2 separate regions of the Homo sapiens genome follow, and region 2 is linked to region 1. A link is a contact called in ENCODE Hi-C or POLR2A ChIA-PET data. All regions are on one chromosome and are shown on one strand. The core of a region is the stretch at or near the end of the contact, and the rest is flanking DNA. Distances in the headings are between cores, read along the strand shown.

Region 1 (2,700 bases), core at 29-2,528:
CCTAAGCAAATAATCACCTATGTGTGCAAAGATTTAGCTACACAGACTTTTATCACAGCCTTGGTTATAATAGCAAGAAATTAGAGTCCAAGACAGAGCAGATTTGATAAATTATGGTACAGTCACATGATATCCCATTATATGACCATTCAGAATAAAATATAGAAGAATAGCTAATAACATGAGAAAATGCTTACATAGACTCAAATAAAAAAAACTAACATAGGTCAAGAGGTCTGCATGGTTAGAAGCAGGGTGCATTGTATTTTATTTGTGCTTCTCTGAATTTCTTGTGTCTTCTTCAATAAATAGGTATTATTTTCATAACTGGTCTTTTAAATAAAAATTATTATAGCTTGTTAATGTCTTCACAATAAAGTGTTAATACATTTTATGAAGAGAACAATCAGAGGAGCCTAAACTTTAGGGAGTGTTCCTCATGCTGATGGAATGAAATTCTTATCTTCTTTTCTAAATGTCATGATTTTCAGGGAGCAATTCTCCTACAGGTTTTGACAAACAGCAGATTCCAGAGTATTTGGGCTTCCTGACCATTAGGACCGATTGTGCTTGTGTCTGAACATCTACATTACTCTGTATTAGCACATTTAACTGATGACCTTAGCTAGGCTGCATTTTTTAAAACCAAATTGACTTACAGCATTACTCATTAGATTTAAGTACTAGGATGATTCATCATTTACAGTAAATCTATTAGAGAGATTACACTGCAAAATCCACCATTGTCCATGTGGCAGGCCTGCCTGGAAATTAAGAATGGGAAGGGAAATTGAAGGAGAGAGATTCCTATCCGTGATTTGAAATTTAAACTTAGATAGCTATGGCAAGCATCCGAGCCTCAGCCAAAGCGGACCAAGGCTTCTGTCACATGTCTCAGATATTCCACTCTAATAATAGCCTAAGATCTCTTTTGGAATAGGTTGGTGCCTTGTTTCATAAGGAAAAGGCTTGCATGTTAAAATACTTTAAGGAGTATTTCCTTACCCCTTAAAAAGATATTTGCAATATAACTGGGCTGCACATGTGATACATGTAACAATAGTTGAGTCTCTACTGGTTAAATATAACCCCAAACCAATAGCGTGTTCAGCTGGGGGCCCATGCTCACCAGATGTTATTCCACTAATAGTGAGTGAGCTCATCCTTGATGTGGAAGGTTATTCATTTGGGAGAGAATAATGAACGTGAGACAATCATTACATCACCTTTTCCTGTACATTATTCTCCCCTGCAGCTAAGAAGGAAAACATGCTGCCGGGTTAGCTGTCAGCTAACTCATGTTCTTGCTTTCTTAGATCTACATAAAGTGAATCACAGGGTAACTCTCGTCCAAATTAATTTTTAATGTAGTATCTAATAGTTTATTAGGAGAGTTAGACTTTGGGACGGTCTCTGTCTCAGACCAGAGCAGCATGGCTTTTTGAGGTGTGATTATCAGTACTTTACTCCTAGAGGCACTATCCTCTCCTCACTCCTTTGCGGGGGTTATCTCATTGTCCACAGTTGACCATCTGGGAGGCAGAGATGGCTGTTTCTAGAAACATGAAGACTTCTGAATAATAGAGTAAATGTTTAAAATAGTGCTCATGAGATCATGTCTTTTTTTGTTTGAATGACTCATTTGGGCTACCTATCAAACCACAAGTTCAAATTCAGAATAAATTAGGTTATAGATAATATAGCAAAAGGGAGCAAAACATATACACACACATATACATATATATACACACACATATATATACATATGTGTGTGTATATATATATATATTTTATGAAAGACAAAAACAATCTTTCTGAGAGAAACTGGGTTTTTTAGAAAGCACATATGTATCAGTTAAGAACCTTAACTCACCACTGAATTTTAATGCAGCCTTCCTTTAAACACAGTAACAACTCAGCAACTGGCAATCTTACTAAATGTCTTTAAAAGGCTTTAACTTTATGCCAAGGGCTTAAACTTTGTTTCTGTCATGTCTTATTCATGTTTATAGAACATGATCACAAAGGAAAGTGAAGCACTAATAATAACCACCCTGATGAGTCTGTCTTGGGCAGCAGCACCATCCCCTCACTTTCCCTTATACCTTCTTGGGCTACCTAAAAGTATACATTTTGACAACTAAGTGTCATCTCAGGAAGAAAATGTGGTGGCTGGGGAAACACTTGGCCAGTTATAAATCCTTCCATACTTTAAATTTTGATTCTATTCTTTCCATATTTGTCCCTGCCCCATATCTGCCACCTCCTGTGGCACCCTTTGCACAAAGAGCACTGAAATGAAGATCAGGACACCTGAGAGTAGCCCCCAACTCTATCACTTTCTTTCTCTTCACTGCCTTCCAGGCGTCAGAGTCTTCATTTGTAAAATGAGAATAAGAATATCACAGGTGGCAAAAAACTGCATAGCACATACATGTTTAATAAATTTAAATCATTTGGGACATGAGAGTGTACCCAGGGGTGCATTTTGTGACTTCTATGGGCCCTAGACACTTTTGCCTTCATGGACCCCTTCCTCATAAAAATATATTAAACATTATCTTATGACTGTGTTGGTATAATGATAAACACACTAATATCATATATCGAAACTTTTTCTTGGCTGGGCGCGGTGGCTCACACCTGTAATTCCAGCACTTTGGGAGGCCGAGGTGGGTGGATCACCAGGTCTGGAGTTTG
Region 2 (2,700 bases), core at 45-2,544, 450 kb before region 1:
TCCTAAGGAACACTCTAGTTACAACACTCAGAGTCTATGAACCTGCCGGTTCCCTTTTTCTTGGACACAAGCCCTAACCCACGTGTGAGGGAATATGTTTCCACAAGCAAATATTTGTTCTTTGCCTTTTGGGGGTTAAGGAATGGTGGACAGACAGGCGAGAAGGTGTAGACCCCACCATACCAATGTTGCTGGTCAAATTGAACTTGTGTGGCCAGGTTACTGTTGCAACCTATCTGTAAAGCTGTTAGCCTTCATTTTTAGAATTAAAACAGAATTCTAATCAGCTATCCTCTGCGTATAGTAAAAAACAAATGATGAATTAATGATAGCCATTACCTTGGAGAACTGTATTTTCTTGGACTAGGAAAAGCCAAGAAATTCGAGATTAAAACCAGGATCATGAGGTACTAGACTCGGAACCTAAACAGAGGCCTTTCTCTCCTTCTGCCTGGGATGTCTACTGGGGCTGGCCAGGGCAAAACTCCGGAGGTTCCTAAGTGGCTACAGGGCTGCCTTTTCAATGCATGCTTTTGGAGAGCTTAATGGAAACCATACGAAGGTTGCCGGGAATCAGACCAGATGGCTCCCGGGGAATGTATTTAACCCGACCTAGGGCTAAGAGACAAAAATAATCACTAGGAGTTTGTGGGGCGGGAGGCAGGGGTGGTGCTGCGACTTTTAATTGTATTTTCTATTCAACAGAAATCCTAAGAGAAGGACGGTCTTGGTAACTAGGAGTAAACGGAAGGGGGTGTGGGGAGCAGAGAGCGGGGCTGGGGAGGAAGAGTGGTAGGAGGCGGCTACTTTAGTAAACCAAACACCGTTCTGCTTTTCCTCAGAAGTCGGCGGCTGCCGGGGCCCTTCGCGGGCCTAGACGGCAGCGGGCTCCTTCCCGCGCCCCAGGTCATGTGCAGCCCCTGCCGCTCCCGGTCCCTCCCTCCCGCGCGCTCCGCGGGGGCGACGAGGCGGGCGGTGGTGGGGGGGAATCAGCAGGAGGAGGGTCGTAGGCGGCGGAGGCGGCCTGTGGACGCTAGGGGAGGAAGATCGTGGGGGAGAAGAGGTGGGCCGTGGAGGAAGAAGGAGACGGCCGCTCCGGCGGGCCGGGAGGAGCGGGAAGAGGCGGACCGGGGAGGGGAGGGGCAGGCGGCGGGTGGGCGGGCCGTGGGCGCGGCTTTGGGGGCGCAGGCAGCCTACCGAGGGAGCCGGGACGGGAGGGCCACGACTCCGCCCCTGAGCTCGCGAGCCCGCCGCGTCTGAGGCCGCCCCCGCCCCCGCGACTGTCGGAGCCAATTCGCTTCCCGGCGGCGCCTTGCGCGGAGGAAAACCTGGCGGTGGAAGGCTCCGGCTCTGCTGGGTGACCGCTCTGAATACAAAGAGCATTTCTCACGCCCCTGCGCCTTCCCCGGGGCTCCCAGATACAAGGGACAGGCTCTGTGACGCCGGAGCCCCCGACGGTCGGGGCCGCAGCACCATTTCTGTGGTTCTAGCAGAGAAATGTGGTCCCAAGTATTTATTTAAAAAGGAAAATTTAATAAAGATTATAAAAACTTTTGTCTCTCTCCACCAATTAAAAAGGGAAAAAACTGATAAATGAAGCCCATGGAATTGTCCCAGAAAGCCAACCTGCCAGGGTCCAGACGTTCCTGGGCGGGGCGGGTGGGGGGAGGGTGTTGGGAGGGCCCCATACCTCAAAGTTGTTTATTAAGCAAACTCCACGCCTCCAGCCTTGTGGCTTCATTTTCCAACTCAGTTAAATGGCGATGAGGGTCCTCCCCAGCCATAATCGGAGTATCGATCAGCTTCTGAATCCTCAGATGAGCAAACCTTGCTTTCAGAATCGCACCGTCCATGAAGCTGGAGAAAAATGGCCTGGTTGTCAACACTCGCTCATCCGCAAAGGTCACTTTTCCACAGAATTGGGAATTAAATGGTCTCTTCCAAACCAGACATCATTCATGAGCAGGAGATGGGATTGATCCTGCATTTTCTTCCATCTCTCTTAACCTTCCTGTTTAATATATTGTGTCTCTGTTAGGAAGGCCAGATTAATAAAGTGGGAGAGAAAAAGGGCAGGAACTCTTGCAATCCCTAACCGGCCCCCACTGCTTCTCTGGTAAGATTCTTTCCAGGTTTCCCTAATTCCTTTAGTTCCCACATTCCTGGATGTGAATGCTCTGCTTTCCAGTTTCCATCAGGAACTTCTTCAAGATAGGACACAGGAATATAAATATTTAGAGAATGATTACCAAAAGCACTACCCAGCAAGCAAATACTTTCGAAACTAAGAATAGTGTTAATGATCGTTGAAAATTTCATTCAATCTCTACTTATTGCTTTGATGCAGGAAATTGGGCATTTATATATCTCAGTGCTTGTTCTCCTCCAAACTATATATATTTAAAAATATTAAGATTTGCCTTGTCTCGGCCGGGCATGGTGGCTCACGCCTGTAATCCCAGCAGTTTGGGAGGCCGAGGTGGGCAGATCACCTGAGGTCAGGAGTTCGAGACCAGCCTGGCCAACACAGTGAAACCCTGTCTCTACTAAAAATACAAAAATTAGTTGGGTGTGGTGGCACACACCTGTAATCCCAGTTACTCGGGAGGCTGAGGCAGGAGAATTGCTTGAACCCAGGAGGTGGAGGTTGCAGTGAGCCAAGATCACGCCATTGCACTCCAGCCTGGGCAACAAGAGTGA

Evidence for each region. Hi-C counts contacts between places; a loop is a spot of excess contacts on that map. ChIA-PET counts read pairs that join two places held with the same protein, here RNA polymerase II (POLR2A). Pooled maps may share reads with other maps.
Region 2: a map of endothelial cell of umbilical vein shows a loop between it and region 1 (21-fold over the local background). The contact joins two enhancer-like sites. A Hi-C loop is called at or near these places in 1 of 168 maps with a recorded cell type or tissue (endothelial cell of umbilical vein) and 1 of 50 pooled maps. POLR2A ChIA-PET finds 5 or more read pairs at or near these places in 1 of 52 experiments (endothelial cell of umbilical vein).

The regions. Positions count from the first base shown.
Region 1 is chr4:145,277,794-145,280,493 of GRCh38, reverse strand. No RefSeq gene overlaps it. Among named protein-coding and RNA genes, the nearest start is that of LINC02266, 61 kb to the left of the region's middle. Within about 2 kb of position 1,278, at least 4 of the 41 ENCODE cell types and tissues checked have a DNase peak (open chromatin) inside an H3K27ac peak, as active enhancers do; they include endothelial cell of umbilical vein, where a contact is called at or near this core.
Region 2 is chr4:145,731,610-145,734,309 of GRCh38, reverse strand. It overlaps C4orf51 (chromosome 4 open reading frame 51), which reads right to left. Exons shown (of 6, transcript NM_001080531.3): 6 at 1,513-1,857. The coding sequence ends at 1,750. Among named protein-coding and RNA genes, the nearest start is that of C4orf51, 53 kb to the right of the region's middle. RefSeq lists an enhancer at 1-313 and a silencer at 869-1,468. Within about 2 kb of position 1,294, at least 33 of the 41 ENCODE cell types and tissues checked have a DNase peak (open chromatin) inside an H3K27ac peak, as active enhancers do; they include endothelial cell of umbilical vein, where a contact is called at or near this core.